Linked DNA regions of Homo sapiens: region 1 is linked to region 2. Evidence: chromatin loops called from intact Hi-C (ENCODE). Cell type or tissue: PC-3. All regions are shown on one strand. Each heading gives the region's core, and the rest is flanking DNA. Links, peaks and the distances in the headings are about the cores only.

Region 1 (4,407 bases), core at 199-4,198, 200 kb before region 2:
TTTGAGTTCCAGTGTGTCCTTGCTTCCTCCTGCTTAAATTCCATATTTTCTTCCCAACTGCTAGCACTGAAGACCAACAGAAACTTCAGGCCCACCACCAGATGCAAAGGCAACAGCCTTGAACAGATCCTTTATCAGCTTCTGCAATTCCATTAGGTCAATTATTGTGTTAAGTTCCTATTATAAGCTCCTATATTCTGTATCATTCATAGTGGTTCTGCTTTCTTGCTTGAGTCCTAACAGATATCCTCTGCTTTATTTTTTCCTAATAAGAGCTAGAACCACTTGACATGGTAAGGATTTAATGCTTAAATATTTATTTTCTGACCACCTCCAGTAGAAAGTAAGTTCTCTGTGGACAGGAAGTTTTTCTGTTTTGTTCAGGGGCATATCCATAGCATGTATAATGGTGCCTGACTCACAGTAAGTACTCAATACATATTTATTTTATGAATAAATAATAATTATATGTTTTGCAAGAGACATTTTTGGTTAATCATAATATCAATATATAAAGAGGAACAATGATCAGGGATAAATAAAAATCCTTGAACTATGGCTTAGAAATACTAGCATTAAGAAAATAAGCCAGTGAGGTAGTTGAAAGCGGAGGAAAGGGATTTTTTTTTCTCTCTACTAACAGGTTAAATAACAGAGTCCAGTTCTATATATTACCAGGTACTTGTCAGGTTATTTTCTGAATGTGCACATAGTTTTGTCAACTGTTAAAGACTAATCAACAGTGGTTCGCAGTCAGTGACTGAAATTGCTAGAAAAAAAAAAAAAGCCTGTCAATTATGCAGCTATGTTCCACTTCAAAAATGCTGTGTAGTTGCAAACAGACATTTGGCAAAAGAGTTGAACAAAAAACAAGACATGACATTCTAGGCATACAATTTTTCTTTTTCTTTTCCGTAGCACGATGGGTTCTGCCTGAAATTTGTTTGTTTTGTGAGATAAATCCTCTTCTCAAAAAAGCCAATGGTGTTATTAATTACACAAAGGAAGAGGCAACTGAGGTGGGATCATGCTCAGCTGAAATTGTTAAATGAATACGAGCTCTCATACACAAAACTTCCCCAGTGGTTAACTAAGCTGTCACCATTTTAGTGCATCTGAGGAAATGTGCTCCGAGATTTATGTTAGTGTTGGCAAAGAAATGAACTAATTTTAATTCTCTCACCTCCTAAATTTGACATCAGTCCAGAAACTTTGCAACTAAATTTATGTACGTTTGCTGCACAGCAAATACTTACATTAAGAATGTCACATGGGAAGACAGCAGTCTACCTGGTATAAGTGCAAGAAAGTGAAATTTAGAAAAAACCTTATTTTTACTTTTAAAAATGTTCAAGTCTTTCAAAAGTTCTCATTCCTAGAAGGTCATAAAAGGACTCACAGAAGATTTGTTTTTTCTGGTTGCCCAACTGGTTACAAAACTAGATTACTTCCTTCTACTTCTGCCAAAATAAATGTTATTAAAATACTATATTCCTCATCTGCCAGTCAGAATCAAAGATCCATGAAAGATGATGTTTATTTGTACATGTGCACCTTTCCCACCATAGAACACACATTAAATGCAACACTCAAGATAGTTTCAGCTGCTTTGTGAAGCTGGTTTTCTTACATCTTCTTTCTCAATCATAATATGGAAAATATTATTGCCTGTCCTAAAATGAAAATTCTTTTTCTCAGCAATTTATTTGGAGTAAATTTTTCTTCTGCAGATGACCAAATATTTATTTGTCATGGTGATAATAAAGGTTTGATTAATTGCTGATTTTGGAAATAGTAAAAGACTTAAAAATGTCAATTTTCAGCAGGGTGCGGTGGCTCACCCCTGTAACCCCAGCACTTTGGAAGGCTGAGGTGGGCGGATCACAAGGTCAGGAGTTTGAGACCAGCCTGGCCAATGTGGTGAAACCCCGTCTCTACTAAAAATACAAAAATTAGCCGGGCGTGGTGGCAACGCACCTGTAGTCCCAGCTACTCAGGAGGCTGAGGCAGGAGAATTGCTTGAACCCGGGAGGCGGAGGTTGCAGTGAGCTGAGATCGCGCCACTGCACTCCAGCCTGGGTGACAGAGTGAGACTCCATCTCAGGAGGAAAAAAAAAAAAAAAAAATCTCAATTTGCTTGGAGACTGTTGCTTCAAAGAGGAGGATTCATACTGGGAACAAGGAAAAGATCCAACTGATTCTGTACTGAAAAGATGGATATGATCAAGTAGGTTTCCAGTGAGGAAGAAAAGATTAGTGCTCTGTAGTTTGGTGCTGTAAAAAAGCCCCAATTCACATAACACTAGTTTAAGTAATTTTAAGTAGCTAGGTTTTAAAAGTATGTTTTAAATTGTAATTGTAAAAAAAAAGTTTTTGAAATATTTGATAATGTTAAACTGGTGACCCAATATACTACTATGGTTTGAAAACGAAACAAAGCAAAAGCAAACAAGCACAGTCTATCTCTGTTTTTATTGCTTCTATCTTTTGGATTATGCCAAAAATTGATTTTGCCAATAGAGGGCAGTAGTCAAACTAGGATAGGCTGCATCTATCATTTCTGCAACCTCTAATGAGGTAAAAGGACACATAGAATCCTCATCTGCTTTTATGGATATTGCTGTGTAATTGCAGTGTAATTATGGCCCACAACAGCTTCAGAAAATTATCTTTCAAGAAAACAGCTGGTTCTCTTTCACAAACCGAGATGAAAGCTAGTCAATTACAAAAAAAAAAAAAAAAAAAAAGTCCAAAGAAAATATTCCCACAATATATGCTGATATAATAAACAAATGACAAAAAAAGAAATATCATAAAAATTTTAAATGTATAAATCACAGCTACTGATATGAAAAATAACACAAGGTACAAACATAAGAAAATTAGAAAGGTAGGAGATACTTCTGACACATTGTTTCATATTACAATCTAAATGGACTTCTTAGAAAGATTTTCAAATATGTTTTTTCATTTTTTGTTTTCATTTATTTGTATAATTATGTAAATGCATGGATGTATACTTTATGAAATACATGCACAAACATGCAAAGAGATTTAAAGTATAAGATTTTTTAAGCCAGTGCTCAGGAAAAATTTTAAAAATGACTAAATTTGGGCACTTACTCTAAATTTATAATTGTATTAAGCTTTGTGATATGTCAGTAAGCCAATACATGAGTGTCTCATTCTATAAAAACTCTATATACAAAAATTTGAAGGTTCTAAAATCATTAACAGAACGATCAATTATAGATAATCCATTTTGACAAATGGTTTATTTCAATGTTACTTTAAAAGTCAAGCCTTTTAGAATGGCATAGAGGTGTCTGGATTTATGAAAAAATGAAATTCCCAAGGTCAGAAACATAAATACTAGCATTTAAATTTTCTCATCTTCCACCTGATTGATATTTTCAGGCAGTCAGTTATATTTAAACTCTTGGTATGAAGAATAAGAATTGGTGTTTTCTTGACTCACTGAATGGCATGTCATGGCAGTTCCATGTCATTGACGGCCAAGTACCTCTTATGACCCTTACATTCAGAAATTATTTTAATTAACAACAAACATTAACTGAAGGTATATTTTTTAACCTCAGGGGAATTGGTCCCTGAGTGGTTAAAATAGAAACAAATAAGTACAATATATAAAATTATAAATACAAATATGTATGCATATGTATATAGTATATCTATATGTATATATGGCATGCACCTGTATTAAAATAGATACAGAGAGAGGAAATCAAATAATAATTGTATTCTAAGTTTATTTTTTTTTGTTTTTAATTGCACAAAGTAAGTTGAGAACCTACCAGTAATACTCAGTGGTTCTCAAGTGTGGATCCTGGACCATTAACATCATTTACCCCTGGGAACTTGTTAGTTCCTAGTCTGTCTCCATCCCCCCCACCGCCTGAATCAAAATTTCTGACAATGGTCTCCAGCAATCTGTGTTTAAACCAGCCTCCATGTGATTCTGATGCACGTTAAAGTCTAACAACCACTTCTCTGAGTAAATATAAGTTATTTTCATAAGTATTATAATTTGGACACTATGAATTCCTGATTTCATCCTGGCTCCAGGCTTCTTTTTGGGCAAGTTCTGAATTTGGGTATAGTTAAAATGTTTTTATCAGATAGGTTGGTTCTTTATTACTATTGACCAGATCTTTCCAAAACTGGGTTTGTAATCGAGTCTTTACAGAAGCGTTCTTACATTAGCTATGGAATCTAGGCCTCATTAGTTCTTAATAATAATCTAGCATTCGGAAAATTAGAAGACTTGAAACCAAAAAGGTTAAAAAAATTTACCAAATATTAAAAGGGAGTCTGAGAATAAACTCGAGTTTAAAATCCAAATCTTCTAACTTCTATTTGGAATTTTAATCTTAGTAGATTGGAAGC
Region 2 (4,407 bases), core at 174-4,173:
AGATAAAGCTTAAGCTCATATGTCTGGATAGAGCACTATTCTTTGTACCAGTTATACACTGTACACATTGCATATTTTAAATTATTTATGTTTCAGAGGAAAGGGTTAGCTAGGTGATTTACGTACTACTGGTAAAATCCCAGTCCACAAAACTAGCTGTACAGAAGACAATTGAAACTTACTCCTGAATATTTATAAATCATTCCAGAGTTAAGATAATAATGTAATTCTCAAAAATAACAGTGAAAAGCAAGAAAAGTTCCTTTTGGAGAAATAAAACAATAGATCCAAGTTTCAAATCCCTCTGGGTTAGGCCGTAAATCAGGTAAAAAGATATAATTTCATGCCAAGCCAATTCTCTATTAGAAAGGGAATGTGGGTTCTGGGAGGCATGCACTTAATCTGACTTATGCACACCACAGTGTTGTCCATAGAATGTACAAATAACCCCATAAGAAAGGTTAATCAAATGTGCACTGTGACTTAGGATAAAATGCCTGGGACGGCTGACCAATTCGATTCATATCTCCTAGTGGAGATCCATAATGTCTCAATTCTTAATTATCTAGTCTTTTGTGCATTAAAAAAAAATGGCCAATAAAATGTCAGCCAAGAAACACACTGTTCATTCCTTTCAGGTTTATTTTAAACCTATTGCACTTAGGCTAGAGCTAAATCAATTTTTCATGAATATCTACCCCGGTAGATTGCACCTCTAGCCAATTCAGATCCCCAGAGAATTTTAAAAAAGAGATTTATCAAGTAACAAGTAACACCTCAGGAAAAAGAAACAGGGTTTTTAATTGCTTTGTGTGCTCCGTAATTGAAGGCAGGCACCTTCTTGAGGCGCTCGCTGCCAGGAGGAGTGAGACTCCACTTGGCCCTGCCTAATTAATCCTGTGATACAAACCTTCTGGCTTCAATTTTCACATTTCTGTCTCTTTTTAGAGGTGATAATAAAACTAAAAATTTATGTTGGTTACTGTATGACTATAACTGTGCCAGCAGAACGCAAATAAAACCATATGGGCTAAGGAGACCTTGTCTCCATATTTCTGGTTTCCCTGTGGCACGAGGTACCAGGGCAAGCTTTGTGCTAACAAGAAAAGGTAGGGAAAACTCAGTAGCGGGGTGGAAGTGCAGGTCAACCCGTTCTTATGAGTTTGCTCTGTTAAGATGACTCATTGAAACATATGCCTTTTTTATTGACAAAATTTTTCTCAAAATAGAATCGTACACTCTGAAAGCTCAATGGCTCAGTGACTGCATATCACTAAACAGTACTAGAGCTTTTAATGAAAGACAAATTGGGCAGCTTAGCCTTTAAAAAAAGCTGTCAGAGTGACAAGTGCAGGGTCTATTATCTTAATAGCTTACATATTAAGATGAGTAAAACACATCCTTTAGAACTTTGTCCATGACACCAGCAACATCGTAGCTGAGCTGTGATGCATAATGCATCCCACATCGTGAATTGGCTCCATTGCTGACACAGGTCAAAATTATTTTGCTTTTATGGAGAACCTTGATTTGTAATGTGACATTATTGTTATATGTCTGGTGGAATGATACTTAAAGAGGAGGCAAACAAATGGGGAGAATAATAGCACCTATGGGGTAGTAGTTTACACAGAAAAATAGTAGTTTCAAAGATTGGCATAAATTCGAAGGGTATATTGTGCCTGCTGTTCACAAATAATGGATTTTTTTTTAAGAGAAAGAAATTTCTAAAAATTATGTTACTTAAATTATTTTTATAGGTGGTTAAAACTTTCACAGGTTATATCATTTTCTTTACCTTTGTTTCTTTGAAATCTGTTTATTTTGAACAGTTTCCACTCTTTCTGCTGAATTTTTAAAAATATGGGAGCCATCTGGTGGTCAACAATTATAATTTTTCTTAAAAATTAAATAATGTTTTATTATAAAATAAAGTGCTGTCTAATTTTAAAATTTGGTAAGATCTTCTTTTTTTCCCCAGTAGAATTATTTTTTACAAAGGCACTAATTCAATACTCTCATAGGCTTAGTCAAATAAATTCTGCGCATGAAACTTTTAAAATATACTGTTTTCACGGTACATTCCATTCATTTTTTACAAATATCAAATGGACTCTTCTTTCCATATTGTTCATGTATTTACCAAGAAGTAATTTAAATCATGCAAGGAGTTGAGAAAAATACAAATATGTCCTTGAAAGTTTTATAATATGTGAGTTTTTATACTTTTTAAAATAAAGCAAGTGATTTTTATAGAATATTCTGCATAAAGGGGAAGCTTTGGGAACAAGGTCCAGGATTCCATAAATATACATGGATATGGAAGATAATTTTAAAAGGAAAGACTTAAATGCAAAACCTTAACTATAAAAGTTCAAGTTCTGGCCAGTGATATGTGAAACATCAAAACAGAACTGACATTAATAGCAATTGTTGAAGTTCTACATACCTTGTTCACATGACTTAAAATAAGCTGCTCACCTTCTAAACTAGTATATTGAATGTATGTATATATGTGTGTATCTATAATACACACATATAAAATGTGGTCTGTTGTGAGTATATTAAAACTGACCATTTCACTCTAATCTCTACCTCATGATTAAACTGTAGAATTCTTTTTGTTGTTGTTGTTAGGTTCTGTTAACTGCTTTTATTGCTATTTAACACACACTGAATATTTACTCTATGGCAGGTTTTTGATTACAAGCTTTTATAAATAATCTCTTTAGGCTGGGGATAGTGGTAAGCACCTGTATTCCCAGCAAATCCAGAGGCTAAAGTGGGTGGAACACTTGAGTCCAGGAGTTTGAGGTCAACCTGTGCAACATAATGAAACCCCTTCTGTAATAAAATAAAATAAAATGATTTTGTTGAATCTATGTAAAATACTACCCAATGGGTACCATTATTCTCCCATTTATTTTCTGAAGCATATGCGGCTCAGAGAAGTTATGAAACATCAATACAAGTGAGTGGCCTTGGCTTTACCCCAATTCTAACTCCAATTTCTGTACGTTTATCTACCATTCAAAACTAAAATGGCCACTAGACACTCTAATCACTTGTAGTTTGTCTGTTCAACAACATAATTACGTCCTCAATCAGCTTTGAATTGGAAGGGAAAGCACCAGCCTTATAAGCCAAATCTGTTACTTATCTATCAGGTTCCATGGGAGGTAAAGTAATAAGGAGAAATGAAATATCATTGTAATTGTCACTGAGTGTTTAGTTCATTAGGCACTCTTTCTTCCTTCTCTTCTGGAGCAAACTCTTTCCCTTCCACTCAGGGTTGGCTTTCTTCTGCTTCAACTCTGGAGGGAATGCCAATCGCGAAACTCTGGGGATTGGGCATGTAGTGCAGGCCTGGCCACTGTGACATGTCCAGGAGAGAGCAGGGGACCTAAGCCAGAACAAGCAAAGGCATTCCCTGGTATTCTTTACCCTTCTGGGAAGAAGGGTGGTGAGAGCTCCTTCCTTCAGATCTCCAAGTTGAAATGATATAGGCATGAAGCTTCACTCAACCCCTGGGCCTCTTGCCAGAACCCTCCACATGCACTCCTCAGTACTTGGGGAACAGAAAGGAATGAGATGAATGCACATGGCTACAAGAAACGAGAACTAACAGAAAATAAAAAGCCTCGAGACTTTCACTTGATCTAGCTAAGAGCTCTAAAGCAGTGTTATTTCTTCAGAACTTCCTTCAGTGTTTGAGCTACCCAGGAATTCTTCCAGTAAACTTGTTTGCTGGGTTTTGTTTTTGCTGTGGTTGTTTTGCCTTGAGCTAGTTTGAGTTGGATTTTTGTCACTTGAACACAGGAAGCCATTAGACTGTACAATTACAAAATATTAGGTTCTCCTATGGTAGAAAACAGAGATAACCACTGTTACCGAATAGTATCTTTCGGGTGGGTTTTAAAATAAACAGTTTCCCTAGGAAAAGAGCCAGCCTGCCTGCATATGGCAGGGAAGTGTGACACAAAGCACCAGACTGGTTTTGGCAAACACAGGGAGGAGCCAATTTCCAAAAGCTCTACAGTTTTAATCCCCACTGGCATGCAATGTTTGTTTGTATCTCACCCTTCTATGTGTAAAACTGGACTCAAAATTTGCACACTTAAGGAATCTCTCTCTCTCTTCCTCTCTCTCTCTCTCTCACACACACACACACACCCCTCTTCCTGATTTTCTTGATTTTGATATGATCTCATTTGGGCCAGAAGTAATGCCTCCTAGAACTCTATCTTCCTGGTCTACTAAGAAAATAAAGTGGTACACATATTGTAAGGAAAGTGTAAATGTGGATGAAAGCAGAACAAATTTAGCTATTGTGACTAGAGACACAGGATTCATTAAGCCAAAAATCATACGCTTTTGAGGTGAAGCCCTCTAGCTTGGTATCCCAGC

What was found. Peaks named below come from ENCODE experiments on the same cell type or tissue, not always from the same donor. Only the 100,000 strongest peaks of a DNase experiment are listed, where the experiment ranks them.
Region 1: a loop joins it to region 2, with 11 times the contacts of the local background. A loop is called at or near these places in 8 of 110 quality-filtered maps.

The regions. Positions count from the first base shown.
Region 1 is chr7:13,522,772-13,527,178 of GRCh38, forward strand. The region is part of intron 2 of LOC107986770 (a long non-coding RNA gene); the gene reads left to right. Among named protein-coding and RNA genes, the nearest start is that of ETV1, 460 kb to the right of the region's middle. In PC-3, for the core only: a CTCF peak has its summit at 2,528 (motif pointing right); a DNase peak (open chromatin) is centred at 2,520; H3K4me3 peaks cover 435 bases.
Region 2 is chr7:13,723,932-13,728,338 of GRCh38, forward strand. All of the region lies in intron 1 of LOC105375161 (a long non-coding RNA gene), which reads left to right. Among named protein-coding and RNA genes, the nearest start is that of ETV1, 260 kb to the right of the region's middle. In PC-3, for the core only: a CTCF peak has its summit at 1,680; a DNase peak (open chromatin) is centred at 1,150; H3K4me3 peaks cover 420 bases; H3K27ac peaks cover 1,198 bases.